Linked DNA regions of Homo sapiens: region 2 is linked to region 1. Evidence: read pairs that join two places in POLR2A ChIA-PET (ENCODE). Cell type or tissue: GM12878. All regions are shown on one strand. Each heading gives the region's core, and the rest is flanking DNA. Links, peaks and the distances in the headings are about the cores only. Region 1 overlaps LOC124904656 (a long non-coding RNA gene). Region 2 overlaps PBX4 (PBX homeobox 4).

Region 1 (8,326 bases), core at 11-8,010:
ATATATATATATATATATATATATCTAATGTTACAGATTCTGGTTTATTGGCTAATTACTATACATTTTTTCAGTTTAAAAAAATAATCTTGGGTCGGGAGCGGTGGCTCACGCCTGTAATCCCAGCACTGTGGGAGGCTGAGGCGGGCGGATCATGAGGTCAGGAGATCGAGACCATCCTGACTAACACGGTGAAACCCCATCTCTACTAAAAATACAAAAAAAGAGTTAGCAGAGCGTGGTGGCGGGGGCCTGTAGTCCCAGCTACTCCAGAGGCTGAGGCAGGAGAATGGTGCGAACCGGAGAGGCGGAGCTTGCAGTGAGCTGAGATTGCGCCACTGCACTCCAGCCTGGGCTACAGAGCAAGACTCTGTCTCAAAAAAAAAAAAAGAAAAGAAAAAAAATCTTATTTTATATACGTCTCTCAGTATAATTTTTTTCATGACATTTCAGCGTGTTGATGATATGTTTATGTGTGCCTCATTTCGGTGCCTTAAAGTACTTTGAGACCAATATTTTGATAACAGTTAAAGAACTGTTAAGAATGAGATACTCTCTGGGAGCAGTGGCTCACGCCTGTAATCCCTCCACTTTGGGAGGCCGAAGCAGGCGCATCACCTGAGGTCAGGATTTCTAGACCAGCCTGCCAACATGGCGAAACCCTGTCTCTACTAAAAATACAAAAATTACGGGCGCCTGTAGTCCCAGCTACTTGGGAGGCTGAGGCAGGAGAATGGCGTGAACCTGGCAAGGTGGAACTTGCAGTGAGCCAAGATTGAGCCACTGCATCCAGCCTGGGAGACAGCGAGACTCCGTCTCAGTAAATAAATAAATAAATAAATAAATAAATAAATAAATAAAACAAAAATTAGCCAGGAGCGGTGGCAGGCGCCTGTAATCCCAGCTACTCAGGAGGCTGAGGCAGGAGAATCACTTGAACCTGGGAGGCAGAGGTTGCAGTGAGCCAAGAGTGTGCCATTACACTCCAGCCTGGGCGATAGAGTGAGACTCTGTCTCAAAAACAAGAAAAAAAAAAGAAAAAGTCATTGTCTATTTCCAGAGAGAAACAGACACAGCCAAACCAACAGGTTGGCCTAAATACTCCTGCTGCTTCACCAGAGAAAGTCAGGTAGCACCTGAATTATACAGAGGTGGGGAGCAGAGTATAGCTTTATTAGTGTTGGTTGGCTAGAAAATCTGGAATTAAGTCCAGATGGAGCTCAGGAACTCTTTCAGCCAGGCCTTTTTAGATCTCTAGGTCAAAAACCTAACAGCAAATCTTCTTGTAATTAAGTGGGATTAGACCCTTTTCTGAGGCAAAAGGTATTAGGTAGACACTAGACGCCTGAAGTATAGAAGACTTCTAAGTCAAAACAGTGACTTCCCTAACCAGGAAGGAATGCATTTCTGAACTGGAGGGAGTTCATTTTGGGCACTTGTGGCCACTTTGCATACAGAAGGGAGGAGCCCAACCCAGTGTTAGATGGGAAAAAGATGCCTTATGCTACTCAGGGAAAAGAATTCACCTTGAGATTCTGTAGGATCTGAGCTCTTTTGCATCCCAGACACACAGTTACATCTGAGTGTAACTGAGCCTAAAATACAGGTCAGGGCTTTCATCCACATGCATTTCAAGCCTTTCTCTTGGCTTCTTTTCCCCTCTTTTTGCCTTTTCTTCCTTTCTTTCTGATTTTAGAGACAGGGTCTTGCTCTGTTGCTGAGGCTGGAGTGCAGTGGCATGATCACAGCTCACTGCAGCCTCAACCTCCCCAGCTCAAGCGATCCTCCCACCTCAGCCTCCCGAATACCTGGGACTGCAGGTGCAGGCCACCACGCCTAGCTAATTTTTAAGTTTTTTTGTAGAGATGGGAGTCTTATTATGTTCGCCAGGCTGCCCTTGAACTCCTGGGCCCAAGCAATCCTCTCACCTCGGCTTCCCAAAATGTTGGGATTACAAGCGTGAGCCACCACACTCAGCCAACTTTATTATTATTATTTTTTAAAGAGATGAGGTCTCGGCCAGGCACGGTGGCTCACGCCTGTAATCCCAGCACTTTGGGAGGTCGAGGTGGGCAGATCACGAGATCAGGAGATTGAGACCATCCTGGCTAACATGGTGAAACCCTGTCTCTACTAAAAATACAAAAAATTAGCCGGGCGTGGTGGAGGGCGCCTGTAGTCCCAGCTACTTGGGAGGCTGAGGCAGGAGAAAGGCATGAACCCAGGAGGCGGAGCTTGCAGTGAGCCAAGATGGCACTACTGCACTCCAGCCTGGGCGACAGAGTAAGACTCCGTCTCAAAAAAAAAAAAAAAAAAAAAAAAAAGAGATGAGGTCTCATTATGTTGCTAGTCTCACTTTGAACTCCTGGGCTTCAAGCTAGCCTCCTATATCAGCCTCCCAAGTCACTGGAACTACAGGTGTGTGACTACACCCAGCTGAGCCCTTTTTAAGATCCAGGTCTCAGGCCGGGAGTGGTGGCTCACGCCTGTAATCCCAGCACTTTGGGAGGCCGAGGCAGGCAGATTACGAGGTCAGGAGTTCAAGACCGGCCTGGCCAACATAGCGAAACCCTGTCTCTACTAAAAATACACAAATTAGCTGGGCATGGTGGCGGGCGCCTGTAGTCCCAGCTACTTGGGAGGCTGAAGCAGGAGAATCGCTTGAACCTGGAAGGCGGAGGTTGCAGTGAGCCAAGATCACCCCACTGCACTCCAGCCTGGGCGACGGAGCAAGACTCTATCTCACCAAAAAAAAAAAAAAAAAAATCCAGGTCTCAGTGCCAGGCGCGTTGGTGGCACGCACCCATAGTCCTAACTACTTGGGAGGCTGAGACAGAAGATCACTTGAGGAGTTTTAAGGCTGCAGTGAGCCAAGATTATGCCACTGCACTCCAGCCTGGGTGACAGAGCAAGACCTTGTGTCTAAAAAGCAAGGGGGTGGCCAGGCACGGTGGCTCACGCCTGTAATCCCAGCACTTTGGGAGGCCGAGGCAGGTGGATCATGAGGTCAGGAGTTTGAGACCAGCCTCACCAACATGGTGAAAACCCTGTCTCTACTAAAAATACAAAAATTAGCTGGGGGTGGTGGTGCATGCCTGTAATCCCAGCTGTTTGGGAGGCTGAGGCAGGAGAATCGCTTGAGCCTGGGAGGTGGAGGTTGCAGTGAGCCGAGATCACGCCACTGCACTCTAGCCTGGGCAAAAAGACCAAGACTCCATTTCAAAGAAAAAGAAAAGGAGGCGGAGTGGGGTGGGGCCTCAGCTTGTGGACAGGCATTATGGTCACAGGAGCTACTCTTGTCCTTCCTGAGTTGGGACTGAGCACAGCAGCCCAGCCAGCTGGTAGGAGGGAGTGGCTGATCACTTGGGCCTGGGAGGAGTCAGGAGTTTATTCTGACCGGAAGAGGAAATGACTGTTTCGCAAAGTGCACTGAGCTTTGAGCTTTTTTTACCCCGCTGGTAAAATTATTTGTTTGAACTTCATCAGCTTCCTTTATTCAAGGATGTCATTGAGCATCTAGGGTGGCCACATTTAGCAAGTGAAAATATAGGATGCCCCATTAGATTTGGATTTCAGATCAGTCACGAATGAATACCCTTTTAGTATAAGTGTATCCCAAAGCATCTTCCATGTGCCAGGAGTCAGTCTGGGTTTGGATAATCCACTTAATACACAGACTGGTGCCTTCCAAGGAACTGGTCAAACACGAAGGTCAGAGTCTTTTGTGGCTTGGGAGACACAAACAGGCTGCAAAATCCACTTCAAAATCCACTTCCAGGTCAGGCACAGTAGCTCATGCCTGTAACCCCCCAACAATTTGGGAGGCTGAGGCAGGAGGATCGCTTGAGGCCAGGAGTTTGAGACCAGCCTGGGCAACAAAGCAAGACTCCATCTGTACAAAAAATAATTTAAAAATTGGCTGGACATGGTGGCTTACCCCTGTAATCCCAGCACTTTGGGAGGCTAAGGTAGATGGATCATTTGAGGACAGGAGTTTAAGACCAACCTGACCAACATGGCAAAACTCCATTTCTACTAAAAATATTAATACAAAAATTAGCCAGGCGTGGTGGCATGTGTCTGCAATCCCAGATACTCTGGAGGCTGAGGCAGGAGAATCACTTGAATCTGGGATGGGGAGTTGCAATGAGCAGAGATCACACCACTACACTCCAGCCTGGGTGACAGAGTGAGACTCTGTCTCAAAATTAATTAATTAATTAATTAAAAACTGTCTAAGTGTGGTGGTGTGCATTTGCAGTCCTAACTACTCTGGAGGCTGAGACTGGAGGATCCCTTGAGCCCAGGAAGCCGAGGCTGCAGTAGGCTACAATTGTGCCACTGCACTCCAGCCTGGGTGACAGAGCAAAACCCTTTCTCTAAAAAAAAAGAGTTAAAAATGTTGCTGGGCACGGTGGCTTATGCCTGTAATCCCAGCCTTTTGAGAGGCTGAGGTGGGAGGATCGCTTGAGCCCAGGAGTTTGAGAACTGCCTGGGCAACATAGTGAGACCTCATCGCTACCAAAAAAAAAACAAAAACAAAAAAAACTCTACTTTGGCCCCAAATTATGACCCGTGTGGGTGTCCCCAATTCTAGTTAGATGCCCATGTTGTATTGGTCAAAATGCCATTGCCGGACAGGCATAGTGGCTCACGCCTATAATCCCAGCGTTTTGGGAGGCCAGGGCAGGAGGATCACTTGAAGTCAGGAGTTTGAGTCCAGCCTGGCCAACATGGTGAAACCCTGTCTCTACCAAAAATACAAAAATTAGCCAGGTGTGGTGCTGGGTGCCTGTAGTCCCAGCTACTTGGGAGGCTGAGGCAGGAGAATCACATGAGCGTGGGAGGCGGAGGTTGCAGTGAGCCGAGATCGCACCTGTGTACTCCAGCCTGGGCAACAGTATAACAGCGCGAGACTCCATTTCCAAAAATAATAATAATAATAATAATAATAATACCATTGCCATCTCCTGCATCACAGATGATACAGCAAATGTTACCTGGGAAAGCGAAGCTGGATGTTTAGTTTCTTCGGCAGCCAGACACCAGTCCTGACCCTTTACACAGGAGTTAAGAGAAAGTGTCCTTTTCTGAGGTTAGGGATTGGGGCATGTTCAGCACTTGCTGACCGCAGTGGCTTTGAGTACTGAGGTAAGTTTCTTGAAAAAGTTTCTAGCAAGAGATGCTGTGGCCATGGGCTACAGTTCCTGTCACGGGGCTGAGTGTATACAGTCGTGGGATCTGTGTGCAAAGCCCACCCCGGTCTCGTACCCGGCTGACAATGCATGTGGGTGTCCCCACAGCCAGACCAGGCCTGGGTGTGGCCAGCGGACATTCCAGGACACACCCAGGGAAGGAGTGTGTCACAAAGAATGCCCTGAAAAAGAATCCCCTTCAGCGAGGAACAGTGGCTCAGGGCTGGAATCCCAGCACTTTTGGAGGCTGAGGCAGGATTGCTTGAAGCCAGGAGTTCAGGACCAGCGTGGGTAACATAGTGAGACCCTGTCTCAATAAAAAATTAAAATAAGGCTGGGCGTGGTGGCTCACACCTGTAATCCCAGCACTTTGGGAGGCTGAGGCGGGTAGATCACGAGGTCAAGAGTTCTATCTAGACCATCCTGGCCCACATGGTGAAACCCCGTCTCTACTAAAAATACAAAAAAAATTAGCCGGGCTCGGCGGTGAGGGCCTATAGTCCCAGCTACTCAGGAGGCTGAGGCAGGAGAATCACTTGAACCTGGGAGGTGGAGGTTGCAGTGAGCTGAGATTGCGCTGCTGCACTCCAGCCTGGGCGACAGTGAGACTCCGTCTCAAAACAAACAAACAACAACAACAACAAAAATAAATAAATTAATTAAAAAATTAGCTGGGAGTGATGGCACCTGCCTATGGTCCAAGCTACTTGGGAGGTTGAGGAGGGAGGATTGCTTGGGCCTGGGAGTTTGAAGCTCCAGTTCCTGGCTACATCATGCCACTGCACTTCATCCTGAGAAATAGAGTAAGACCCTGTCTCCACACACAAAAATTATTTTATTTTTATTTATTTATTTATCTATTTATTTATTTATTTTGAGACAGAGTCTCGCCCTGTTGCCCAGGCTGGAGTGCAGTGGCACAATCTTGGCTCACTGCAATCTCCACCTTCCAGGTTCAAGAGATTCTCGTGCCTCAGCCTCCTGAGCACCTGGTACTACAGGCACCCGCCACCACACCTGGCTAATTTTTGCATTTTTAGTAGAGATGGGATTTCGCCATGTTGGCCAGGCTGGTCTCAAACTCCTAACCTCAAGTGATCCACCCGCCTCGGCCTCCTACAGTGCTGGGATTATAGACGTGAGCCACCGTACCCAGCCCCAACATTTTTTTTCAATTTGACTTTAGATTGGAGTGGCCAGAGAGGAGGGGGACCAGGCCTAATTGCACCTGGTGAATTTTTAAATTTTATGTAGAGATAGGGTCCCATCATGTTGCCAGGCTGGTCTGAAACTTCTGGGCTCAAGTGATCCTCCTGCCTCGGCCTCCCAAAGTGATGGGATTACAGGTATGAGCCATTGACGCTGGCCAAAAAAAAAAAATTTTTTTTTTTGAGACAGAGTTTTGCTCTTGTTGCCCAGGCTGGAGTGCAATGGTGCGATCTCGGCTCACCGCAACCTCCACCTCCCGGGTTCAAGCAATTCTCCTGCGTCAACCTCCTGAGTAGCTGGAATTATAGGCACCCACCACTACGCCTGGCTAATTTTTTGTGTTTTTAGTAGAGACAGGGTTTTCACCATGTTGGCCAGGCTGGTCTCGAACTCCTGACCTCATGTGATCCGCCTGTCTCAGCCTCCCAAAGTGCTGGGATTACAGGCGTAAGCCACTGCGCCTGCCACCCCCCCCTTTTTTTTTTTTTAAGACAGAATTTCTTTCTGTCTCCCAGGCTGGAGTGCAGTGGCATGATCCTAGCTCACTGCAATCTCTGCCTCCCAGGTTCAAACTATTTTCATGCCTCAGTCTCCCAAGTAGCTGGGATTACAGGTGCCCACCACCACATCCAGCTGATTTTTGTATTTTTAGTAGAGACGGGAGTTTCACCATGTTGGCCAGGCTGGTCTGGAACTCCTGACCTCAAGTGATCCACCTGCCTTGGCCTCCCAAAGTGCTGGGATTACAGGCGTGAGCTACCGCACATGACCAAAGAGAAAAAAATTTTTTTTTTGAGACAGATTCTCACTCTTCGCCCAGGCTGTAGTGCAGTGGTGCAATCTTGGCTTGCTGCAACTTCCACCTCCCAGGTTTAAGTGATTCTCCAGCCTTAGTCTCCCAAGTAGCTGGAACTACAGGCACAAACCACCAATGCCCGGCTAATTTTTGTATTTTTTGTAGAGATGGGGTTTCACCATGTTGTCCAGGCTGGTCTGGAACTCCTGACCTCAGGTGATCCACCCGCCTTGGCCTCGAAAATTGCTGGGATTATAGGTGTGAGCCACCGTGCCCAATTTTTGTATTTTTAGTAGAGACGGGGTTTCACCATGTTGGCTATGCTGGTCTCAAACTCTTGGCCTCCCAAAGTGCTGGGATTACAGACTCCCGAAGTGCTGGGATTTTTTTTTTTTTTTTCTGAGACAGAGTCTCGCTCTGTCGCCCAGGCTGGAGTGCAGTGGCGTGACCTTGCCTCACTGCAAGCTCCGCCTCCCGGGTTCACACCATTCTCCTGCCTCAGCCTCCTGAGTAGCTGGGACCACAGGTGCCCACCACCACGCCCGGCTAATTTTTTGTATTTTTAGTAGAGATGGGGTGTCACCGTGTTAGCCAGGATGGTCTCGACCTTCTGAGCTCGTGATCCACCCGCCTCGGCCTCCTAAAGTGCTGGGATTATAGGCGTGAGCCACCGTGCCCGGCCTGTGCTGGGATTTTTTGCCGCACTTGGCAAAAAAATTTTTTTAATAAAAAGGATCCTCTTGTCATATAGGTTTTGGGTATAGGGAGAACTAGTTGCCAAGAAAAAAAAATCCCGTGAGTGGAGGAGCTGAGTAGGACTCAGGGGTCACTTCCTTCGGTGGGTACCAGAGGATGCTCCGGAGAAGAACAGCCTGGAGTGATTAGGTCACTTTTCCTGGGGAGCAGGTTGCTCAGGAAGCAGCATGGTGGCCGGTGTGTGAAGTATTAGGGGCATTTGGATCCAGGACCCGGCTCTGAGACACTTACTCGGGTTCCTTTAGGGTCAGGCCTGAGTCAAGCCAGGGCCTGGGCCGGTGTCTGGAGTGCCCCAGCCCCCTGGGCACGCGCTGTTGGGTTACACATTATACAAGAGAGTCAGGGACTGACCCTGGCCAGCAGACACTGT
Region 2 (8,326 bases), core at 90-8,089, 210 kb before region 1:
GATCATTGTATATAAATATACAGATTAAGGAATCTGAAAACAACCTGATGTCCATGATAACTAGAAAAACAAAATGTGTGTCCAGGCGCCATGGCTCACACCTGTAATTCCAGCACTTTGGGAGGCCAAGGTGGGGGGATCATTTGAGGTCAGGGGTTCGAGACCAGCCTGGCCAACATGGTGAAACCCCGTCTCTACTAAAAATATAAAAATTAGCTGGGCGTGGTGGCATATGCCTGTAATCCCAGCTAATCGGGAGGCTGAGGCGCGAGAATCACTTGCACCTGGGAGGCGGAGGTTGCAGTGAGCGGAGATCACGCCACTGTACTCCAGCCTAGGTGACAGAGCAAGACTCTCTCTCAAAAAAAAAAAAAAAAGAAAGAAAACAAAACAAAACGTGGTCCATCCATGCAATGGAGTATTATTCAGCCATAAAGAGGAATGAAGTATTGGCACAGGCTGCAACATGGGTGCACCTTGAAAACATGATGCTGGGTAGGAGAAGCCAGATGTGAAGTGTCACATCACATGCTGTGTGATTCCATCAATATGAAGAGTCCAGATCAGGCAAATCCATAGAGACAGGAAGACTCGTGGTTGTCCCGGGGCTAGGGAGGGGGCGTAAAGAGTGACTGCTCATAGAGACGGGGTATCTTTAGGGAGGATGAGAATGTTAGCTAGTGGTGGTGGTCGCACAACCTTGGAAATAAACTAAAAACCACTGAAGTATTCACTTTAAGCAGATGAATTATATGGCATGTGAATTATATCTCAATAAAGCTTACCTCAAGGATTGAGGGTCTTTGGTAGGGGCCGTATCTAAAACAGTGTGCCTGTAGCTTAAGGCCTTAGTGCACATACACATTCTTATGAATTAGCACTTCTTTGCTGCCTCTTAGGGCTTAACCACTGACGGAAACTGTCTTGTGTGCTTGCACTTTTCTGGTTTGTCTTCTGACCTCTGACTCCTTTCCTGGAAGACCAGCATCAAGAAAGCACAAGGCAGATCTGTGGTTCATCTCTGCCCTGTTGTGGGATTGGCACACCGTAGATACTAGGGAGCTTCTTTTTTTCTTTTGAGATGGAGTCTCGCTCTGTCACCCAGGCTGGAGTGCAATCGTGCGATCTCGGCTCACTGCAACCTCCACTTCCCGGGTTCAAGCGGGTCTCCTGCCTCAGCCTCCCAAGTAGCTGGGATTACAGGTGCCCGCCACCATGCCCAACTAATTTTTGTATTTTTAGTAGAGATGGGATTTCACCGCGTTGGCCAGGCTGGTTTCGAACTCCTGACCTCAGGTAATCCACCCGCCTCGGCCTCCCAAAGTGCTGGGATTTACAGGCATGAGCCACCGTGCCTGACCAGAACTTTTTTTTCTTTCTTTTTCTTTGTCTTTAGTTATTTATTTATTTATTTTAGACAGAGTCTCGCTCAGTTGCCCAGGCTGGAGTGCAGTGGTGCAATCTCGGCTCGCTGCAAGCTCCACCTCCTGGGTTCGGGTTCATGCCATTCTCCTGCCTCCGCCTCCTGAGTAGTTGGGACTACAGGCGCCCACCACCACACTCCTCTAATTTTTTGTATTTTTAGTAGAGATGGGGTTTCATCGTGTTAGCCAGGATGGTCTCGATCTCCTGACCTCGTGATCCGCCGGCCTCGACCTCTCAACGTGCTGGGACTATAGGTGTGAGCCACCGCACCCAGCCTCTTTTTACGTTCTTTTTTTGAGTCAAGATCTCGCTCTGTCATGCGGGTTGGAGGCACTGGTGTGATCATAGCTCACTGCTCCCTTGAATTCCCGGGCTCAAGTGATCCTCCTGCCTCAGCCTCTGGAGTAGCTGGGACTACAAGTGGGCACCACCATGCCTGGATATTTTTTTGTGGAGATGGGATCTTGCTGTGTTGCCCAGGCTGGTCTTAAACTCTTGTCCTCAAGCAATCCTCCCTTCTCAGCCTCTAAAAGTGCTGGGATTACAGGGATGAGCCAACCTGTCCAGCCCTGGTGAACTTATTGATAGATCAGTTCCTTGGGAAATTCTTTTTAGAGTAGTCAGGGCATTGGATGACCTAAAACTCTTTGATTCGCAGGCTGGGAATTGGTTGGTCATGGTTAGTGTGCATGTTGCTAGGCTGGTTACCTCCCTGTGTGAGACTCAGCCAAAGAGGCACCACACCTCATGGTGACTGTAGCCCAGCTCCTGAAGCTTCTAGACCTTTCCCCCATGGCTCTCATTTGTTGTTGTTTGAAATTAGAGCATTTCTTCAGATGAAAAAATTGGGCCACACGGTGGCTCACACCTGTAATGCCAGCACTTTCGGAGGGTGAGGCGGGTAGATCACGAGGTCAGGAGTTCGAGACCAGCCTGGCCAACATGGTGAAACCCTGTCTCTACTAAAAATACAAAAATTGTGTGGTGGCCAGCTTAGTTGGGAACTATGGCTAAACATCATCCTGATTTGATCTTTTGCCGCAAGCAGGCTGGTGTTGCCATCAGATGACTGTGTGAAAAATGTGATGGCAAATGTGTTATCTGTGACTCCTATGTGCGTCCCTGCACTCTGGTGTGCATATGTGATGAATGTAACTATGGATCTTACCGGGGCTCTGTGTGATCTGTGGAGGCCCTGGGGTCTCTGATGCCTATTATTGTAAGGAGTGCACCATCCAGGAGAAGAATAGGGATGGCTGCCTGAAGATTGTCTATTTGGGGAGCTCTAAGACCTCTTCTATGAACGCAAAAAATACGGCTTCAAGAAGAGGTGATTGGTAAGTGGCCCCTTCCTCCCCACCGCCCCACATCAAGCTGCTGCAGCTTTCAGAAAAGATGCCTACTATTACCAGCAGAAAGGGAGCAGAGCCCAGAGCATCACCAGGAGTGCCTGCTGGTGTACTGGCAGCTTGCCACCCCCTCCTCTCCCTTCACCCAGGCATGTAGTAGGGATGTAAAAGGATTCTTCACAGAGCACTCTGGGACACTGTATCGGAGAAAAACTGATAGATTAATTAATGTTTTTTCTTGAATTCGAGAAGCAAAGATCTGTTCTCCATATTGATATGTGCTCCCTCAACCAAGATCTTCTAAAAAGAAATAATATTTTAGTCTTCTGCTTGAGTAGTTGACTGTGAAACTACGCTCAGTGGAAAACATGTTCTTGCAGCAGCTCTGTGGCAGCTGTCCTTGAGGAACCTTTGGTGTGTGGTGGGAAGCTATCAGAACAAGAAATGTAGGCATTTACTCTTTTTTTTTTTTTTTTTTTTTAATTTGAGACGGAGTCTTGCTCTGTCACCCAGGCTGGAGTGCAATGGCTCGATCTTGGCTCACCACAACCTCTGCCTCCCGGGGTCAAGCAGTTCTCCTGCCTCAGCTGCCCAAGTAGCTGGGATTACAGGAGTCCGCCACCACGCCCGGCTAATTTTTGTATTTTTAGTAGAGATGGGGTTTCACCACGTTGGCCAGGCTGGTCTCAAACTCCCGACCTCAGGTGATATGCCCGCCTTGGCCTTCCAAAGTGCTGGTATTACAGGCGTGAGCCACTGCTCCCGGCCTACTGTTTTAACACTTGTACTGGTGTCATGTTATTTTCATTCTGAGAAATTGGAAACCCTTTCTATTGCTATTAATAAAGTTCGTGTTTATTTTCTGGTAGTCAAAAAACAAAAACAAAACAAAAAAACAAAAATTAGCTGGGTGGGGTGGCGGGTGCCTGTAATCCCAGCTACTTGTGAGGGTGAGGCAGGAGAATCACTTGAACCTGAGAGGCAGAGGTTGCAGTGAGCCAAGATTGTGCCACTGCACTCCAGCCTGGGCAATAGAGTGAGACTGCGTCTCAAAAAAATTAAAAAGAAAAAGAAAATTGTTTATGGTAGATAGAAGCCATCAGTGAGTGCTGTTTTTCTTTTTCTTTTTCTTTTTCTTTTTTTGAGACGGAATCTCACTCTGTCGCCCATGCTGGAGTACAGTGGCGCGATCTCGGCTCACTGTAACCTTCACCTCCTGGGTTCAAACGATTCTCCTGCCTCAGCCTCCTGAGTAGCTGGGACTACAGGTGCATGCCACCACGCCTGGCTAATTTTTTGTATTTTTAGTAAAGATGGGGTTTTACCGTGTTAGCCATGATAATCCTGATCTCCTGACTTCGTGGCCTCCCAAAGTGCTGGGATTACAGGCAGGAGCCATCATGCCCGGCCAAGTGCTGTTTTTCTTAGCTGTGGCTCTTAAATGTTTGCAACTCCTCACAGGGGCTTGTTTTTCCAGATGTGCTGCCTGGCACATCTGGAAAAATATATATTACAGCACTATATATTACAGTGTTTTGCTGTCTTCCTTTTGCCCTGTTACCACATGCAAGGACAGTAGCACAGAAAAACAAGCCTAAACCGCATATCATTTTTACTCAGCATTAGCAGCTCATATAATTGTTTGTTTATTTTTTGAGACAGGGTCTTGCTCTGTCTCAAAGAGACAGGCTGGAGTACAGTGGCATGATCATGGCTCAATGCATTCTTGACTTCCCAGGTTCAGGTGATCCTCCCACCTCAGCCTCTCAAGTAGCTGAGACTACAGATAGAAGCCACCATATCCGGCTAATTTTTGTACTTTTTATAGATGGGGGTCTTGCTGTGTTGCCCAGGCTGGTCTGGGACTCCTGGGCTTAAGTGATCCTCCCGTCTCAGCCCCTCAAAGTGCTAGGATTACAGGCATAAGCCACCACATGCTCAGCCTATTTATTTTTTAAATGTACAGAACAGTAGGCATTTTTTTAAAAATCACATACTAGTTTATTTCAGAACTGCAGTGTTTTAATTAACAAACATGTAAACATATGGAAATGAAATTAATTTGCATATTTGATTGTGGTTCCAGCATCTTCATTTCTCACGCGTCCGTGTGAAGAGACCACCAAACAGGCTTTCTGTGAGCAACATGGCTGTTTATTTCACCTGGGTGCAGGTGGGCTGAGTCCAAAAAGAGAGTCAGCAAAGGGTGGTGGGATTATCATTAGTTCTTATAGGTTTTGGGATAGGCGGTGAAGTTAGGAGTAATGTGTTTTTTGGGCAGGGGGTGGATCTCACAAAGTACATTCTCAAGGGTGGAAAGAATTACAAAGAACCTTCTTAAGGGTGGGGGAGATTACAAAGTACATTGATCAGTTAGGGTGGGGCAGAAACAAATTACAATGGTGGAATGTCATCAGTTAAGGCTATTTTCACTTCTTTTGTGGATCTTCAGTGGCTTCAGGCCATCTGGATGTATACGTGCAGGTCACAAGGGATATGATGGCTTAGCTTGGGCTCAGAGGCCTGACACACTTCAGTTGTGACTGGTTGTGATGTATTTTAATTAGAGATGACGGAGATTTGCCTAGTGTGATAATCCCTCAGTTGGGTGAATATCTAGTGTGTGGCAGCCACTATTTCAGAAACTGATGAGTGTTTTTTAAGGGTTATTCTTTTTAAAGTCCTGTGGATCTGAGAAACTTCCATGACTTAAGATAAGGATTTATCTAGAATGTTACTTTTTTTTTTTGAGATGGAGTCTCACACTGTCACCCAGGCTGGAGTATAGTGGCGCAATCTGGACTCACCTCAACCTCTGCCTCCCGGGTTCAAGAGATTCTCCTGCCTCAGCCCCCCAAGTAGCTGGAATTACAGGTGTGCACTACCACGCCCAGCTAATTTTATATTTTTAATAGAGATGGGGTTTCACCATGTTGGCCAGGCTGGTCTGCCTCAGAGAACAGAACAAAGCCTGTTCTAGCGCCTGTCCTAGAATGTTACTTAAATGAACTAACCTGTGGGATGTGGCCTAAAAGGTAAAGCCAGGCAGTTCTTAATACAAACAGGCTGGGCTCCAGAAGTCTCCTTGTTTAGAGTTAAGGAGTAAACTCAGTGCCCATGATGCCCAGGAAACCATAAGATAAAACAGCCCTTGGGCCAGGAGGTGGCTCGCGCCTGTAATCCCAGCCCTTTGGGAGGCCAAGGGGGTGATCACGAGGTCAGGAGCTCGAGACCAGCCTGGCCAACATAGTGAAACCCCATCTCTACTAAAAATACAAAAATTAGCCAGGCATGGTGGTGCATGCCTATAGTCCCATCTACTCAGGAGGCTGAGGCAGGAGAATCGCTTGAACCCTGGAGGTGGAGGTTGCCGTGAGCCGAGATTGTGCCACTGCACTCCAGTTTAGGCAACAGAGTGAGACTTCATCTCAAAAAAAAAAAAAAAAAAAACCAGCCCTTGGTCATGTCAGACCACACCTTGAGGTCTGTTGGGGGCAGTGTGGAGGGGAGGGGAAGTTGTCCATTACATCCATGACTCTCTGGGTTACTCCAGCTGTAGGGACACCCTTCAGCCTGTGAGTGGGTCACATCTTCTTCGTCATGCCTTGCTGCCTGCTGGTCTGTCCCCCTCCCGAGTTTCTGGTCTCCTTGACTGGACCCTGCTGGTCTGAGCCGAGGAGGGACCTCCCTGTCTACCTGTGTCTGATTTGAATCAGTGGCTTTAAAATATCTCCAGGAAGACTGGGGTTTGCTGTGGGGCTTGAGGACATGCCCATTATCAGGTTAAGGAAGGTTCTTTCTATTCTTTGATTTGCCTGTGGGTTTTTTATTTTTTTGAATCAGAGTCTCGCTCTGTCACCCAGGCTGGAGTGCAGTGGCACGATCTTGGCTCACTGCTACCTCCGCCTCCTGGGTGCAAGCGGTTCTCGAGCCTCCACCTCCTGAGTAGCTGGGATTACAGGTGTGCACCACTACACCCAGCTAATTTTTCTTTCTTTCTTCTTGAGATGAAGTTTCGCTCTTGTTGCCCAGGCTGTAGTGCAATGGCATGATCTCGGCTCACCACAACCTCCGCCTCGTGGGTTCAAGCAATTCTCCTGCCTCAGCCTCCCGAGTAGCTGGGATTACAGGCATGTGCCACCATGCCCAGCTAATTTTGTATTTTTAGTAGAGATGGGATTTCTCCATGTTGGTCAGGCTGGTCTCCAACTCCTGATCTGAGGTGATCTTCCCGCCTCAACCTCCCAAAGTGCTGGGTTTACAGGCGTGAGCTTTTTCTATTTTTAGTAGAGATGGGGTTTCACTATGTTGGCCAGGCTGGTCTGGAACTCCTGACCTCAGGTGATTCCCCCCAACCCCAGCCTCCTAAAGTGCTGGGATTAGGGCATGAGCTACCGTGCCTGACCAGGTTTGCCCAAGGGTTTTAATTGATTTTGTTAATTTTCTGTATCTTTTTTTGGTGGGAGAGGGGGTCTTACTTTGTCGAACTGGCTGGAGTGCAGTGGCGCAGTCAGCTCACTGCAGCCTCAAACTCCGGGGCTCAAGCGATCTTCCTGTCTCAGCTTCTCGAGTAGCTGGGATTACAGGTGTGTGCCACCAAACCTGACTCATTTTTTAAAATTTTTTGTAGAGATGGGGTCTTGCTATGTTGCCCAGGCTGCTCTCAAACTCCTGAGCTGAAGTGATCTTCCCACCTCAGCCTCCCAAAGTGCTGGGATTACAGGGTGAGCCACTGAACCTGGCCTTTCTGCATCTTTGTTTTGTTTTGTTTTGTTTTGTTTTGTTTTGTTTTTTTGAGACGGAGTCTCGCTTTGTTGCCCAGGCTGGAGTGCAATGGCACGATCTCGGCCCACTGCAAGCTCCACCTCCCAGGTTCAAGCTATTCTCATGTCTCAGCCTCCCAAGTAGCTGGGATCACAGTAAAGACGGGGTTTCGCCATGTTGGTCAGGTTGGTCTTGAACTCCTGACCTCAGGTGATCCACCTACCTCAGCCTCCCAAAGTGCTGGGATTACAGGCATGAGCCACCGCGCCTGGCCACCTCCGCTCTCTTGCTGGGAAAGAGTTCATGACGCAGGCCTGAGCTTGGTGTTCCCGGAGCCCGGGTGAAACAGGAGTGTTCCCTTTTCCCCCTTGCAGGGTGTGTGACGGATGTGGCTCACTTCTTCGGTGCCCCACAGCTCAAACCCCTAAGGGGGAGCATGCAGTCAGACAGGTGGGGGGAACGTGGTCTCCAACCCCACAGCAGCAGCGCAGCGTCTTAGGGTTGTGTTTATAGCTCCCAAAGCCCCAGTGGGCATGCGTTACAGTGTGCTCTTTCAGCTTAGCTGAAAGAGAAGCAGGCTTCTTGTGTTAATCAGCTCAGTTAGACCCTCTGCCCTATCTCAAGGACAAAGGGCTTTCTATATTCTGGGGTTCTTGCCTTAGTGTACTGGAAAAATCGGATCACATGTGGGCATGGAGAATGAGTACAGGGTTTTACTGAGTGGTGTAGGTAGCTCTCAGCAGATGGATGGGGGGCCCAAAGGGGGTTGGATTGGGAAGGTGGTTTTG

What was found. Peaks named below come from ENCODE experiments on the same cell type or tissue, not always from the same donor. Only the 100,000 strongest peaks of a DNase experiment are listed, where the experiment ranks them.
Region 2: POLR2A ChIA-PET joins it to region 1 with 5 read pairs; 4 of 35 experiments call an interaction of 5 or more read pairs at or near these places.

Annotation. Positions count from the first base shown.
Region 1 is chr19:19,368,264-19,376,589 of GRCh38, reverse strand. The region is part of intron 1 of LOC124904656 (a long non-coding RNA gene); the gene reads left to right. Among named protein-coding and RNA genes, the nearest start is that of GATAD2A, 33 kb to the left of the region's middle. RefSeq lists an enhancer at 4,527-5,726. In GM12878, for the core only: no CTCF peak of the experiment used is centred there; a DNase peak (open chromatin) is centred at 3,426; H3K27ac peaks cover 545 bases.
Region 2 is chr19:19,582,522-19,590,847 of GRCh38, reverse strand. All of the region lies in intron 2 of PBX4 (PBX homeobox 4), which reads left to right. It also overlaps the pseudogene PHF5AP1. Among named protein-coding and RNA genes, the nearest start is that of PBX4, 32 kb to the left of the region's middle. In GM12878, for the core only: no CTCF peak of the experiment used is centred there; no DNase peak of the experiment used is centred there; H3K27ac peaks cover 149 bases.